Linked DNA regions of Mus musculus: region 2 is linked to region 1. The links are chromatin loops, found by intact Hi-C in ENCODE. Cell type or tissue: left cerebral cortex. All regions are shown on one strand. Links, peaks and the distances in the headings refer to the core of each region. The heading gives the core; the rest is flanking DNA.

Region 1 (5,404 bases), core at 299-5,298:
ACATATAGATAATGTTTTTTGATTAAGGTACCCCATCATCCTCTTATCTATTTCTTCCTCCCACCAAATCCCTACTTTGTTGTAGGTCCCCCTTCTATCTTCATGTCTTTTTTTGGAATGCAATCCACTGTATTTAGTTAGGGTTGGCTGCGTGAACATAGGTAGGGGATTATGTGCTTGTGTGTAAGCAATACATCAGCATCTACTCCACTGTGGAATAAGACGCCCTCTCCCTCTGCAACCTTTAACTGTACATAGCTCCTCTGGGAAGGGTGAGGCTTCATGAGCCTGTCCATTAGGGAATGTTGATGGGCCTAGTCTTGTGCAAGTCTTGTGTAATTTGTCACTGCTGCTGTCTGAAATTGTAAAAGTTCATATGAATGTGGGAAACATATTGCAGAAAAATTAAGAGTAAGGATTATCAGTTGCATGAAACATTCATTTGCATATATGATGAAAGTAAAATAGAATTTAAGAAAGTGCTTGAAATTTAACATATTTTAAAAATCAATATGTTGTATGTAATTTCTTATTTATGATTTTGAACTATAAATATAGGAATTCACAAATAAAATTGGCAATGTGTCTAGGAGGCTAGCTGTGACCTTGTTAACATTTTTTTTTTTTTAGTAAATATGCACACGATTGAGACAGACACCAGGATGCCAACTGATTAAGGTCCCATGAGAAATTATTGTCTAGGCACTGGAATGCTCAGTGTTTTCATAAGCTTCCTCATCTGTGATCCATTCAGCACATAAAGTTTGCCTTGATGGATAAGAAAGAGAATGCCATGAAAATTCCCAGCTAAATTAAGATGAACAAATCTTATTTGAGAAGTTGCTTTGCTACTAGAACCAGGATATTTTAAGTTCCTTGGTAAGCACTTTATTTGTCCCCTTGTTTGGTGTTTCCTGTTTATGTGCCATTACTTTATGATTCATTATGAGTTTCTGTAATACCCACTTTCCCCTTGTATCTCTCAGGACCATAGTTTCTTATGTTGTTTTTGTACACTGATATTTCTGATTTCCGTGGGGTCAATGGTTCTCAATGCTGGATGCACATTCAACTCACCTTCTAAATTTATCCTTTTAATCAGTTATATTAAAAAGCCTTGTTGTTGGATCTTAAATGATGGCAAGGTTAAAGACCTTCCGAGGCAATTACAGTATATATGTACAGTGTACAGTATATTTTAAGTTCCCCAGTAAGCACTCTCTTTGTCAGAGTTGTGTGTGCCCATTTTTGATATTTCTTGTTTATGTATCATTATCTTATGATTCATTATGAGTTTCTGTAATACCCACTTTCCCCTTGTATCTTTCCAGACCCTAGTCCTGGCTTAGAAACACTGGATGTGAGCATCGGAGAACATTGTTTATTTATGTTTTTAATTTGTTTTCCTCCTGTCTAGGATGACTAAATTACATGTCTAGAAAGTACCTTTCTGTGTTTACTTTCAGTTTTTCTGTATTTTGAGTCATTTGGAGACATCTTTGCATAGCCTCAAAGTTTATTTTAAAAAGAAGAATATGTTGCACATTAAAATGATTTTGTTGTGTCAGGTTAGTTTTTTTTTTTTAATTGTTTATTCTCAGGATTGGAGTGTGCAATGTTGTTCAACCTTGACTTCATTTTGATATCATCTGGGGAAGTTTTTAAAACCACTTGTGGTATGGAGGAACTGTCTAGAGAAAATCTGTTAAAAGTAATCTGGTGTACTAGGATTAAAAAAGCTTTCCACATAGTGCTATAATCGAGTATTTGCAGATAGCACACACACATTCTTAAGTTATGTAAATAATATGTTAGGTAAATGATATGCTAATCTATCTTTGCACTAAGAAAGTCAGTTAAGCACAGTTCTTCATGAGAATTGCTTAGAATAATGGAGCCTTGAAAAATAATGATGCCGGTGCATTATGATCTAACAATTATGATACCATTAGTCTGGGAAGCAGGCCTGGTGATTCTGATTTGTAGTAAAGTTGGGGGCTACAGTTTATCCTGATCTACAAATTACTTCTCTTCCATATCAGCAGTTGGTGTCAAAGTAAGGATATTTGTAGGAAGAGCCTGTATATGAAACTGAGCCTTCAAGGCCTTAATGTACTAATAGTATATAATAGTATATTTTCCCTTCATCACCTTATTTATTACCAAATAAAAGTTTCATGTTGTGAAAATTGGTTATGGTATAGGACCCTACACTTCATTATTTTGAGTTACTGTCCAAATTGCTATTATTGTATTTGCTACTATTGAATTGGGGCTTTATTTGGTCTTCTGTTTGAATGTGAGTTTCTGGTGGGAAGGCCAATATCCTTAAAATTTTTAAAGTATTGACCACACATCTTTCCAGAGTTCAGGTGGATGACAGTGATCATTCCAGAGTTCAATGATACTTACATACGTGACTGCCTATTAAATTCTCTATGAGGCAGATTTTCAGAAACCTAACAGATATTCAGGGTACAGGTGGACACGGCTTTTTAAAAAAAACCTCTCTTTGGAGAAAAGAAAAATGCGATGACATTGGTGTTTAGCAGACTTCCTGGAGACTATGCTTTTTACTTCAAAAGGGTATCTTTTGAAAGGAAAACTCGTGTATTTAACTGGTGACAATAAAGTGGAGGAGAAAGTATTGATTTTTTTTTCAGCAAACATGTGGTTCATTTTTATTACAGTTCAACAAAATCGCCAGTATCCTTTATAAAGAAAGCATTTTAATAAAGTTGACATCCTTGGTAGAGAAACAGCAAGGCTTTCATTTGCAAGCTGTTGCCACTGGGGGTCACCATTACAATTGCTAAGCATTGCCTGTGGCTCCAGAGCAACTGCTGCAGCAACTTGGATAAAATGAGGAAGATGGGCGGAGGACTGATGCCTTTTAAGTAGCTTCTTTTCCTTAGTGTCGCAGAGAGGCATTTTCAGATATTAAGATAAATATTTGTGTTTTGTGGGTAGGATACTCAAGTGTGATAAAAAAAAAAGAAAGTCAATAAATTGCTTGTCTGTGTAGTAGATAAAATGATTCTTCATGGTTATAGCTCATCTCAGAGCTCTGTGCTGTCCTTCAGAGAGGGTGATCAATATATACTTTTCTGCCCTTCTACATTTTTCAAACATTTAACTAGAATTGGTCTGCAACATGTTTTCAAATAACGCAACCTTGTTTGCTTTATGAGTACCAACCCCTACTGTCTTATGTTATTAGTCAATACATTGTTTCTGTCTATAAAAATCCCTTCAGCTGTTCACTTCATACATATTAAACCATTGCCATTACATCAGGGAAAAAATAAAGAAGGAAACCAAAGCCAGAGTCTCCTAAAGTGTGAGTCATCACAGAACAAAACAATGCTTTTGGATGAGGTGCTCTTACATATAAATTTTGCAATACAGATGGTCAGGGTAAGATGCCCAGACAGGAGAAGGGTAAAATGACAGCAGATGACACTCACTCCTGGCTGTGTCCTCAGGAGGCTATCTAACTATGCAATAGACTTCACTTATGTTAGATTTTGCCCAAGTAAACTTTCCCATTTTATGCAACTCTCCTGACCTTCATTGTTTGCTCAGTACATTTAATCAACATCTCTACAAGATTCCCATGATAAGAATCATGGGCAAAACAATATATAACACAGAAACATTGCCCTCAAAGCCAGCTCCTGAAGTTAAGATTCACACATACAGGTCCTGCAACTCGGAAGCATTCTCACACTCCACCATTGTCTTAAAATTCCTAATAATTTTGAAGTAAGGGCCCGGCAATTTTCCTTTTCTTTTAGGGTTCAAAAGTACACACCTGAGCTTTACTGCCCTGAAGGGATTCACATTTTAAGGTGGGAGACAAAGGTATTATAATCAGTAGTTATTAAGCTAAGATTTGAAGTTTGGTCTGTTAGGTTTTTGAAGAAAATACTATGGAGAGGGTATTATTTTGGTTGAGGAGAAGCAGGGAGAATTTAGAAAGTTTTTGTTCATGATTCACATATTATTGAGTACTTACTATGTGCAAAGCACTGTGCTAAATGACTCAGGGGATTAAAAAATGAATTATCTGTGAATCTTGCCATTCATCTCAAGTTAGCTCAGTATATGAAAAGCATACAAAGGGTTTTGTATGATTAAGTACTCTATAGAGCTGTAATGGGACATCTGTGGGGATGCTATATTTTTCTTGTTTTCCAAACTTCTTTTTCTAATCTATCTCATGTAGGTTTGTGGAACCATTTTTTTTAACACATCCCTTTGAAAATACCCCTATCCACTATCTCTTGAAACAAATTCTGGAGCCCTTAGTATATCATTAAAGATACACTATAGTATGCATCTAACTTTCTTTGTATTTGTGTGTGTTTACATTGTAGTATCATTAAATATTAATTTTGATATTAGACAATTCAGTTTTCTTTTCTTTTTCTGAACTGGATACTTTTATTTTGTTCACATATCAAAACCAGAAGCCTCTTTATTCACATCTTTACACGGTAGACTGACCACACAAAGGGCTAGCCTGAGGTCCATGACAGTGCTATTATTCTGCTGAGGAACAGCATTGTACTCACAGTTCACAACAGTTACCTTGTTCCAGAAACCAATTCATTAATTTGCTTAATCACCATTCAATACACATTTTACAGAAAGAATCAATGACAGAAGGGATCCTCACCCACTTATGTCTTACTGTGATGGTAAGGATTTATGAAAGATCTACATCCTATGTAAGTTTTCTACGCTGAAAGTTTTCTATTCTGCAATTCTCCTGCTTAAGGAAAAAATAAGGATGCTGGAGAAGTTTTAGATGTTGGTAATAATCCATACAAAGTATATGTCCAAGAGACCCTCCTGATCAGAGCCTGGTAGAGGTTCTACCTATTGTGCACTGTGTCATAGTATTTTATTAGGTAAAAAAGAAGGATCACCTTGAACAGTAGCTAATCAAATGAGTTACTGTGTTTGCTTTGTTCTTTTAGGACATCTCATACCCTTTTTCTGCTTGAAAACAGGAGAATTCAAGAAACACAAGTCCGTGAAAGGGTCTCCTCTTCTTAGCTTTGAAGTGAGTGTTGGCTCTTTATAGCTTTTGATGGTGCTACACCTGCGTTTAGTCAGAGACACTGCTGGGCCATCTTCATGCCGTTTTGGAGGCGGAGAAAGCTTCCTGATTTTCACTCTAGGACGCTGCAGGATATTGGTGACATCCTTTAGGCTACAATGAGGTGACTCTTGAGTCTCAGGTGGGATATCAGTAGGAGCTGTAGATGGCAGCACCTCCTTCATCTCTTTTTCATCTGGGTACCGAAGTCTTCTTTTAGACAGGGGCCTGGTAACTGCTCTGTCTGACTCTGTGTAGTCTTGCAAGCACTTGTAAGGAGGCAGGTAGAGGTCATCA
Region 2 (5,404 bases), core at 208-5,207, 91 kb after region 1:
CTGAATAAAACTATGATACGTTTCTATAATATAAAATATTTAACCTTCTCTCTATATAAAGCAGATAAGAACTCATTAAGATTAGTGAACATATAATGAAACAGAAGACAAATTTTTAAATGAGTCTTAGGTACTTAAGATATTTTATTATTTTCATTTGATCTACTTGGATAAGATTATATTTGGCTTGTTGTTGTTTGCTTGTTTTATTATGATTTTATTGTAGATATATAAGTAAATATCATAATAATTTTAAAAAATAGTTTTTAAAAATATTTGTTGTAGAATTTTTAAAGCCTTCTCAAAAGGAGAGAAAATAATGTAATAAAAATCCAGTCTATGGCTTAACCAGGTCCTACTTGTTGTCTACTTTTATATATTCCCTCCTTTTCTTTGCTACTTTAAGTTTCAGCCCTTGCATCATTTCACCCCTTTAATACCTCAGTGTAAAATTTTTTCCATTATTGACTGTTGCATAATAGCTAGCTTCCTTGATGTCTGGCACAGCCATTTCTCCAAGGACTCCATAGAAGTTTTAAATCAAAAGCAACATTTAGAAGCTATATTTTGGGAGCCATGTTAAAATACACACATCTTGACTATTGTCATTGTTTAGCTCTTGAGTCCTAAAGCTGTTTAAAACCTTCATTGAAAATTTTATAATTAGTTTTTTCAGCACCTATGGTAAATTGTCAATATAAAAGACTGGTTCTATAAGAGGAGTGTATTAACTCCAAGTCCTAAAAATGACTTTCCTGAATTCCTGTAGCAATTTATTAGTTTGTATGTGTTTGGAAGGGATTGGAGCATTCAGGAAGAAGCTAATTTACTGAAGGATTTCTTTGTGGCAACAATTCACTACAGTGTAAATATCCGTGACCCTGCCATTAGGACTGAATTACTGTTCTTTTTCTAAGGAGGACTACTTTTAACCATATATCAACATTTGCTTTATGTCAGGTCACCTATTTCCCTTTCACCATTGACTTTCCTGTCATATTTGCTCACTCGAAATTGGAGGAAAAAAGACATACTTTAGGATTAATTTTGCTGTGGGTGTATAAATTTTTATTAAACTAGACAACATTCTGAATATGTGGATTTTAAAGTAACAAATTTTGTATGGAGCTTGTTAGCTATCTTGATTTCATTACCTTGAATAAAGTTATGTTCTACTTTGCATAAATGTGTTTATTCTGTTATTTGCATCTGAAAATGACTTTTTCTCATTGATAATGCCTGCTGTAATATAAAAAATAGTATATAATTCAGCAATTCTATGACAATATCCAGACAGGTGCTGTATATTGCCTTGGTCTGTCTAATTTTCATTTTCAAGAAATGAGAAAGGTCAAAGATTGCTTCATTTTGTGATTTAAAATTCAAATGATCAACTTTCTTGTCACTATGTTCTTCACCTACTTTTTCTTAATCTTATTTGCATGAAATATTAGAATAAACAAAAATACATATGAGGATTCTATCTATTTGACTCTCTTTATGTCTATATTTGTACCTTTAAATCACTATCTATTTCTATCAAGTTAGATGGTTCAACTTGTAAGAACTTGCTGAATTTTTAAATATGTTTTCTTTGTTTTTGCTTGCTCAAACTTATCACCCAACATCTTGGAGTAAGCTGGGTCTGCTTCTGCATTTCCTGCAATCTTAGCACTTGTGAGCCAGAAGGTAGGAGGAGGCAGAGTTCAAAACCATCATAGTACTTGGGAAATGGGAGGCAAGAGGAACAGAAATCAAGGTCATGCTCAGCTACATAGTGAAATCAAGACCAAAATAATCCCCCTCCAAAATCTAAAGTACTAATAATACTTAAAGCACTAGCAGGTATCAGAGAAACAATTTAGGCATCTGACTTATGATGTGCATATGTTTGTTGATGATCCAAGCCCAAAAAGTTTTGCCCAAGTAAACATTTTAGTAGTGCTGTCTCCATCCTGCCTTCCAACAGGAACATTGATTACTGGCCTCTGATTCTCACACAGATGATTACATCACTCCAGTTATTTTGTAGGAAGAATAGGGCATATATGTTTATTGTGCAGCATAGAGTCAGAGGGTCTTAACAAATATTTTGGCTCTACTTGTATTCTATCTGAAATATAATGAACTGCAGTTAAGACTTTAATAACAGCTCCATTTATGTATCCTTCACATTGCATGACAGTTCATTGTGTAGCACTGGGACAAACCATTTCCCTTGTCTTTGCATTTTATTTATGAATTTTACATGAAATCATTACCATTTTTGTATTCAGTTCTTTTTCCATAGCGGAAGAAGGAATCTAAACAGGCTGTTACATTTGAAAGACACATTCATTAGGCCTGAATTATGAGTTCAGCACATCCTGAAAATAGGAACTGCTCAGAACCTCCTCACAGCTGTCGTTTTGCCTCTCCCTTACAACTGCCACGTCCCACACAGAATGACGACGCCATTCCGCACCCACCAGATGTTTTTGCCACCATTTTAGGGTGTCAGCTTTGAATACAGCGATTTGGTGTTTTATCACAATCAAAATAGGCTGCTTTTAAAGATGATGGCGGAATGAAAAGAGAAGGTTGTTGACATTAGCATGGAGGTGCTGGGGAAAAAAAGTCTAATGGTTTTAGTCATTCTTCAGAAGCTAGAGAAATCTGAATATTTTATGTTGTGTAAAGATAAGAACCTGGCCAACATCTGTAAATGAAGAGTGGCTTATCCATATAAAATATCACACTTTAGACCTCAAGGAAAGACAATAAATACTATCCTCTGTATTATTTTGAACTAAAAAATATTATACTCATTTTATTATACTAGCAACATGTTATAAAGACATATATGAAGATATCTGATATAAATATCAGTTATACATATTTTTTATGTAATATATTAATCAACTTTCCCAAATATTTTTTCTACTAGATAACTTGAGGCCATAAATTGAATGAAGGGAATTCAGGACTTCCTAAAATTAAGGAAAGAAGTGAAAACTGTAAGCAAATTTTAATTAAAATCTAGTCATCAAGCCTTCTTGAATACCAGTGTCCATTCATTTCAATATAGCCAACTATATTTGTATTTATCCAACACTCTGGTAAATATTGGAAGTAATTATATTAGGTTGTAATGAAAGCTGGGATAAGGCATGAAAATGAACCTTTATAATGTGCCCCATATTTCTTAAGTACTTGTTATGTATCTTGCTTGGTTTGGCCCTTTAAATTTTCATGTAAAGGAGGAATTTGTACACTAAGATTACAATGCAGATTTTAGATTAAAGATCATCAGTTGATTTTTTTTTCTATGTGACAGAATGAAAAATACGGCAGAATAATTGCCTCAATCTCGATATTTTTCAATAAAATGATTGTATTTTACTTGAGCAAAGTCCTGAGTTTTCAAGTACACCAAGAGGAAAGGGCATTTCAGGGTAGACTTCTGCAAATCAAAGAACTTTTTATTTTTGGCTGTTGCTAGGAGTTTAGGAAAGTTAGAGTCTGAAATAAATGAATGAGAATAGAGAGACAAACAGTTTTATGATGGCACGTAGCTTAGGAAGTATTTACTCTTAATTTATTACTTGGGAATTTCATATATGATATAATGTGTTTTGACCAAATCCACCCTGTACTGCCTCTCACGTAATTCTTTCCATATCTATGCCCACCACTTTTCTCCCCCAACTTCGTATATTCTTTTCTTAAAACCCACTGAGTTCATTTAGTGCTCCCAGTATGTGCATGGGTGTAGAGCCATCTACTGGAGTACAGGTAGTAGTCACAGATGGGCTAAATCCCTGAAGAAAACTAATTCTTCTTCCCAGTCATTAATTACCAATAGCTTCCATTTAGGGGGTGGGACTTCATGAGCCCTTCCTCATTCCATGCTGAGATTTTGTCCAGTATGAATTTTGCACAGGTCTTGTGTATGTAGTCAAGCCACTCTAAGCGCATGCATATAATGGGCATGTCATGTCCAGGAAACACGACTATGCAGAAGTCCTTCATTAACTCTGGGTCTTACAAACTTTTAGTCCCTCTTTCATGATGATCTATAAGCCTTGTGGGGCAACTGTAATAATCAGTGATCCATTTGGAGCTGTGAAATCAATTTAATAAATGAAAACTTAAAGACACCTTCATAGCATCTTGTGTCACTTTAGTCATATGGTGGGTCCTCTTCATTGTTTAAATTTTTTTCCTCAGTGTAAGAATGACAATCATGTATCCATAGTTCACTTTGTTAGTAGACTCCATCATGTAGACATATTACAAGCTCTACATTCAATTGTTGATAAAATACCCACTATCATAGTTTTGATCATTATAAATGAAGGATGACCTTATTAGGCATCACTGGGAGGGGAGTACCTTGGTCCTGTGGAGGCTCAATGACCCAGAGTAGGGAAACACTAGGGTGCTGAGGCAGGAGTGGGTGGGCAGGTGGGGGAACATTCCCATAGAGGCAGGGGGAGGGGATAGGGGGTTTTCAGAGGGGAAATTGGGAAAGGGGATAAGATTTGAAATGTAAATAAATAAAATAACCAATAAAAATGGGGAAAAAAGAAAAAAAATGAATGAAGCTTCTAATTTGCAATTAACATCTGCTGACAAAGGGAAACTCATTTATCTCCAATGGGGTATCACTGGATACATAACCACACTCCACTGTAGTCCTACGTCCAGCAGTAGTTGGCCAACACAACATAAATTCAGTAGGATTTTTATTTGTTTGCTTGTTTTGTTTTTGCTTGCTTATATGTTATGGGTGGGTGTGGGTGTAGACTTTTTTGCTTTGTCTTGTGTGGTTTTGGTGGGTTTTGTGTTGTTGCTCTTTTGTTTGTTTTGATTTTTTGTGTTTTGTTGTTTTGAGAAAGACACAAACACACACACAGAGACAAGGAAAACAAAGTTGGATAGGTAAGGCTGTGGGGAGAATGTGGAGTGAGTTGATAGAGGGGAAACATGAAGAAATATATCTTTAGAAAGAATGCATTGAAAAATGAATAAAGCTTTTATGTACTTACAAATCGTTGGAAGGATTATGTTTACATTTTCTGGGTAGCTCTGTACCTATACTTGTATGACGTTTAAAAAAATTCACTTAAATATCTGTGTTTAAAAGTTGATTTTTATAGAAAGTGCAGCACTGCTGGTTGCATTTTAATCTATTCTAATAATATGTGTCTTTTGATTGGAATAATTAGATCATTTTTTGAAACCTGATTGCCAAATTATCAAGTTTATGCCCCTTTTTATGCATCTATCTTTCCCATATGCTCTTAGACTTGTATTGTCTACTCATTATATTTTCATTTAAACAATTTGAACATATGCTTTTAAATTTTATTTCCTCTATGTGTATTTTATGCTATAACTATTTAGTTTCTTCCTCAGACAT

What was found. A loop is a pair of places that touch in the nucleus more often than their neighbours do. Peaks named below come from ENCODE experiments on the same cell type or tissue, not always from the same donor. Only the 100,000 strongest peaks of a DNase experiment are listed, where the experiment ranks them.
Region 2: it touches region 1 in a loop (2.1-fold over the local background); 2 of 42 quality-filtered maps call a loop at or near these places.

What each region holds. Positions count from the first base shown.
Region 1 is chrX:92,594,924-92,600,327 of GRCm38, reverse strand. Mageb18 (melanoma antigen family B, 18) reads left to right here and starts at 756. Exons shown (of 5, transcript NM_173783.3): 1 at 756-879. It also overlaps the pseudogene Gm6982. In left cerebral cortex, for the core only: a CTCF peak has its summit at 2,782 (motif pointing right); a DNase peak (open chromatin) is centred at 2,818.
Region 2 is chrX:92,503,514-92,508,917 of GRCm38, reverse strand. The region is part of intron 3 of Mageb18 (melanoma antigen family B, 18); the gene reads left to right. Among named protein-coding and RNA genes, the nearest start is that of Gm5941, 16 kb to the right of the region's middle. In left cerebral cortex, for the core only: no CTCF peak of the experiment used is centred there; a DNase peak (open chromatin) is centred at 2,427.